Regions from separate parts of the Homo sapiens genome. Here region 1 is linked to region 2. A link is an interaction called in ENCODE POLR2A ChIA-PET data of the cell type or tissue named here. Cell type or tissue: GM12878. All regions are shown on one strand. Links, peaks and the distances in the headings refer to the core of each region. The heading gives the core; the rest is flanking DNA.

Region 1 (2,922 bases), core at 223-2,722, 120 kb before region 2:
TAATGATCATCATGAAATGAATAAGAGGGCTTAAGAATTTGTCCATTTGCATTCGGAAAAGAATGACCAGCAAAAGGTTTACTAATACCTCTCCCTTTGGGGATTTAATGTCTGGTGCTGCCGCCTGAGTTTCAAGAATTAAAGCTGCAAGAGGACTCCAGGAGCAAAAGAAACACAATATAGAGGGTTGGAGTTGTTAGCAATTTCATTCAAAATGCCAACTGGAGAAGTCTGTTTTTAAATACATTTTGTTGTTATTTTTTTCATGACTCCTGTTTCTTCTGTGAGCTATTTGGGTTGTCCTCCCATCAAGCAAGATGGATGCACACGCATGCAAAAGAGTGATATAGATCCAGTCCCCATGCCCAATTACACATACGGCATCTGCTAGAAAGGAGCTTGGAAGAAACTGAATGGTTGATTGGGGTCCATGAATGAAGGTTACACAAAGATCTAATTGTCCTTGAAGTATATTTTCTCTCATTTAATTTGGGAATAATAATCTGATATGGACACTTTACTGTTTAGAAAGCACCTTTCATGTATATAATTTCAGTTGACCTCATGGTTAGAAAGCCTTTGGTTTGTTTAGGAACAAGGACTACCACTGGTTCTAGAAAAGGAATTTAGAGTTGCAAATTATGTTTGCTCATCTCATGGCACCCAATTCAGATGCTATGTGACGAGTACATTTGACTTTTGAATCTCCCTCATTTTCACATATATAGTCACATCACACTCTACTTTTCATGTACTTTGGACTTTTTGTCTCTGCTAGTGAGTATTTCAATTCTGTTTAACAACTGATGTTGCGTATTGTGTGTGGAGCTGCCTTCTAGCCATCAGCATAGTTCTAGCAGCATCCCTGCCTTTGGGCTATACATACCTTAGAAATCACCAGGCGTGGTGGCTCACACCTATAATCCCAGCACTTTGGGAGGCCGAGGCGGGTAGATCACGAGGTCAGGAATTCAGGATCAGCCTGGCCAACAGGGTGAAACCCCGTCTCTACTAAAAATGCAAAAATTAGCCGGCCACGGTGGTGGGCGCCTGCAATTCCAGCTACTCAGGAGGCTGAGGCAGGAGAATTGCTTGAACCTGGGAGGTGGAGGTTGCAGTGAGGGGAGATCGTGCCACTGCACTCCAGCCTGGGTGACAGAGCAAGACTCCATCTCTAAAAAAACAAAAAATCAAGTGAAACCACACAAATACGTATGTAAGTTTAGTGGACTTTTTGTACCTGTAAGATTCATTATGTACTGAATTGCCTCTAGTTGAGCATTTCTCAGGAGTGATCATCATTTCCTTTATATATCAGCCCCGGAGAAGTCTTGATCATTATTTGCACTTACTAATCCCCATTTTTCCAAGATGTATGCAAGGGTCAGTCATGATACTAAGAGCTAGAGCTGCTAGTCTTGGTGAGAAAGACCCCATAGGGATAATGTGTTTCCTACAAAGAAGAATGTTAATGGGGCTTTGTCACTCCTGGGCTTTGTCACTCCTTTTTATCCATTGTCTAGATTGTCGTGATTTAATAAGTTAAAGAATATTCTTTCATTATTGGACTCTGAGCTTCAGGTAGCTTTAAGTGCTTTATCTGAGGCACATTGTAATTTGGAAAGATTTATATTAAAATTCCATAGATTTTCTTAAGAAGGGAAGATAAACACCATAGAGGAAGGATGCTAGGTAATTAATGTGGAAGAACAGATAATAGTGTCTTCAGTTCTGCAAGGAAAAAAGCCATTCCAGGGAGCTATGCAATGAGGCTGAAAGGATGCTTGGCCTGGAATCAGATTTAATTTCTATGACTGAGGAAGCTTGTTAGCCTCAGTTTTCTCATCTGCAAAATGGAGATAATGAAGGGGGATATTTTTGTGCTTGGTCTTTTATGCATCTTAAACATCTTTTTGGGCTACTCAGAGATTTATTCACTTACATATACTCCTGCCCCTTAGCTGCATTCACTATTGGTTAGGTGCTGGATTGCCAAATCCTAGATGGATGTTAGTGCTCAGAAATCACTGAAAAGGGAACAGGATTTGGAAACTTAAAACCTGTTTGAAAAGGTCCAATGGGTGTTACTAGAAATGGGAATGGAAAGATAATTTTATTCTATTCCTTGAAAAAAAGCTGCTGTTGGCTCCAGTAGCAACCTTTACCATGAACAAAAGATATCCAAGGGCTCTGAAAGATAAGCAAGAGAAGAAGACACCACTTGGTAAGTGTTCACTTTTTAAAATTCTAGTATTTTAGTCACTGAAATTGCTCCAGGACTCACAGTGAAGGGTTGGACACAGGTCACAGGCAGTGGGCACCAGTACAGCTTCCGTCATGAGTTTAGATGTCAAAGAGCCCCGACCCTTTCTTATTCCATTAACAGAAATGAAATATTTCTGAGTGGTATAACTTTAAGCACAGTTCCTCCAACAATGCAGCCAGCCTGAGAATGACATAATTTGGGGGCAGTCTCATCACACTGAGTGTCAGTGAAAACCCTCTAGAGCTGCATAGTCCAATCTGGTAGCCACATGTGGCAATTGAGCACTTGAAATGTGGCTCATCCAAACAGAGGTGCTATGAAGCATAAAATACACACTGGATTTTGAAGACTTAGTATAAAAAAAAAGTAAAATGTCTCAATTTTATATTGACTACATGTTTAAATGATAGCATTTTGAATATAACTGGTGAAATAAAATAGATTATTAAAAACAATATATTACTAAAATTCACCTGAGTTTTTTTCACTTTTTAGAATTTGGCTAATAGGAAATTTTAATTACGTATGTAGTTCACATTATATTTCTGTGGATTGCACTGCTCTAAGAGTCTCGCCCAGGCTGTGCCAGGTCACTCAACAGAAGTTGACTAGTACTTTGGGATAAAGGGCCTCATATTTACTCCTATTCAGTTACC
Region 2 (2,922 bases), core at 298-2,797:
ACTGATGCTCAACTAATGAAGGGTCTTGCCAACATTCACAACCAAGCTGAGATTAAAATCCATTTCTTTTCATGCATAGTCCTGTGGGATTTTTCACCTGATTATTTACAAATTGATACCCATGTACCTGCAGGAAATTGTTGCTAATAATAACTGGTATTTGCATGGTGACCTACAGTTTACAAAACACTGTCACATATACTACTGCCATTTTAGAACCTCAAGATAATGCCACTGACAAGGAAAAGCAAGTGTCTGCCTCCATTTCCTTGGGAAAAGGTGGCCTAGAGTTTTAAACACTTAACAAAGGGCAATTATCTAGAAAGTTTTAGGACACAGAATTTTAATTCTGATTTCACATTGAGGATTTTTCTGAGGCTTGACAACATATTGTTCATAGCTGGAAGGAAGGAATCATATATTAGTTACTTTTCAGGCTGTGGAAATTATCAACCTGAACCAGTTGTAGAATTCTGCTTAGAGGCCACCAGAAAAGACACCTCCTTCCCCTATCCCCATCCCCAACTAACTCTTCCTGAGTTTGGTGTGGGTAATGTAAGCCCAGTCGTGAACCATGGAAGCCGGAGAAGAGGCTGGGGGCTAAATGTTTTACAGCACACTCTCATTTAACTGAGCCCTCCAATGCCGGGCATGACGCCTGTAATCCCGGCACTTTGGGAGACAAAGGCAGGCGGATCACTTGAGGCAGGAGTTCAAGACCAGCCTGGCCAACACGGTGAAACCCTGTCTCTACCAAAAAATACAAAAATTAGCAGGGCATGGTGGCAGGCTCCTGTAGTCCCAGGAACTTGGGAGGCTGAGGTAGGATAATCGCTTGAACCCAGGAGGCAGAGGTTGCAGTGAACTGAGATCTCACCACTGCACTCCAGCCTCAGTGACAGAGTGAGATTCTGTCTCAATAATAATAATAATAATAATAATAATAATAATAGAGCCTTCCTACACCTGTGAGTACATATTATTATCCCCATTTTACAATGGCTGGCTTTCAGAAATTTTGTGTAACTTTCCCAAACTCACAACTAGGAAATGGAGAAGCCAGGATTAACATAGGTCTCTCTGATTCCCAAACTGTACTCAGAACCTCAATGCTTAGCAGTTTCTTCTAGCAGACAGCTGTCCTCTTGACCTAGTCGATCTTTCACAGCTGGGGTTGGGGCCTCTGGAGCACAGGAGTGCCAGCCAGTTGTAGCCCTTGTGTTTACGGTGGAGCCAACAGACACTTGCCTTGACAGTGTCCATGAAAACCCATCTTTATGCTATATGGGTGCCCTCCTGTCCAACACTTTCCTCCAAGGGACTAGCTGAAGTTGCAAAAATCCCTCTTCAATAACATTCTTCATTGTTTCTAGGCACAGGCAACTCAGGTCTCCAGGGCAGAAGGGTTGGCCTAAAGGCAAGGCAGCAATGATGTGGTTTTCCTCACCACAACCCATGGGGAAGCCCAGTGCTGGTGCCTGCTCATGACAAAACCACAGCAACTTGAGTGATACCCTTCACCACCTGCACTTTCCCCAAAGTGTTAACGAGGAAAGATTGCTGAACAGCTGATGTAGATATCTGATCATATTACTCTTATTTTTTCTAAAGCTCTTCTTCCTTTCCTGAATGTCTGGAAGTTCACACCTCTGGCTGGGCATCTTCACTTCCCCATGTGCGCACATATACACCACACATACACACACACACACTAACAGGTTTATCTCTCCTTTGAAAGTTTATGGAGTCTGCAGAGTATATTTGTCCTACGATGCAGGAGCCTTGGACTTGAAAAGCCCAAAAGATCTTGTCGTAATCTGCAAAGTCTTCAACCCTCAGGTGGGTTGTCTAAGCAACTTTGTCATGAGCAGTGCCAGACTAAGTGAATTTGCACACACATAGTGTAATTGGTTCTTATGGCTTTGTAAGAGAGATTGTGTGTGAAAGAGAGAGAAAGAGAAAGACAAGAGATACAGAGCATGCCCCATACTGGGGAAAGGAGTGCAATTGCTATTATCACATGAAAAGTACAAATACTTTTCCAAGAATTGGGGAGAAACAAGATTTGGAAGAAAAGTAAAATCATGTCCAATTCAATCAACCTTGAATGAATTTGAAAATGCTCCTTGCAGTCAGGACTCCAGCGCTGAGACTTAGTCATTCCTAGCTTTTATTATTAGGCACAGAATCTAAGGAGAATAAATTAGCCTCAAATTTATTATATAAATGTATATAAATAAGATGCAAAACTATATTTTACATCTGTCCCAGAAATCTTAGTTCTATTTTTTACATGAGTACAAAGATTTGCTTCATGGAATTTTTTATATCAGAAACAAAACTGAAAATACTCCAAACATCCACATCCCAAATTAAAAAAAGAAAGAAAGAGAAACAAAGGGCAGGGTTGTCACCATGAACATGACTCTGTAGATATTTTTAAAAATTAAACTCTAAACAAGGAAGAGGGGGAAGAGGTTAAGTGTTCAGCCTTGGGGAGTAAGGGATGTCCATACCGTCAAGCCTCAGACCTCTATCAAGAATATCAATTATAAGGCCGGGCGCAGTGGCTCACGCCTGTAATCCTAGCACTTTGGGAGGCCGAGGCGGGAGGATCACGAGGTCAGGAGATCCAGACCATCCTGGCTAACACGGTGAAACCCCATCTCTACTAAAAATACAAAAAATTAGCTGGGCATGGTGGTGGACGCCTGAAGTCCCAGCTACTCCGGAGGCTGAGAGGAGAATGGTGTGAACCCAGGAGGCGGAGCTTGCAGTGAGCCGAGATCGCACCACTGACTCCAGCCTAGGTGACAGAGCAAGACTCCCTCTCAAAAAAAAAAAAAAAAATCAATGATAAGGCACTAGTTCCCCAGTGTTGGTCCCACACATGGGTTCCAGGCCATAATATAGTTTCACCAC

What was found. ChIA-PET counts read pairs that join two places held together with the same protein. Peaks named below come from ENCODE experiments on the same cell type or tissue, not always from the same donor. Only the 100,000 strongest peaks of a DNase experiment are listed, where the experiment ranks them.
Region 1: POLR2A ChIA-PET joins it to region 2 with 5 read pairs; 2 of 35 experiments call an interaction of 5 or more read pairs at or near these places.

The regions. Positions count from the first base shown.
Region 1 is chr3:186,585,532-186,588,453 of GRCh38, forward strand. DNAJB11 (DnaJ heat shock protein family (Hsp40) member B11) reads left to right here. Exons shown (of 10, transcript NM_016306.6): 10 at 1-262. Among named protein-coding and RNA genes, the nearest start is that of DNAJB11, 16 kb to the left of the region's middle. In GM12878, for the core only: no CTCF peak of the experiment used is centred there; no DNase peak of the experiment used is centred there.
Region 2 is chr3:186,704,880-186,707,801 of GRCh38, forward strand. It overlaps the pseudogene HRGP2. Among named protein-coding and RNA genes, the nearest start is that of KNG1, 11 kb to the right of the region's middle. In GM12878, for the core only: no CTCF peak of the experiment used is centred there; a DNase peak (open chromatin) is centred at 1,472.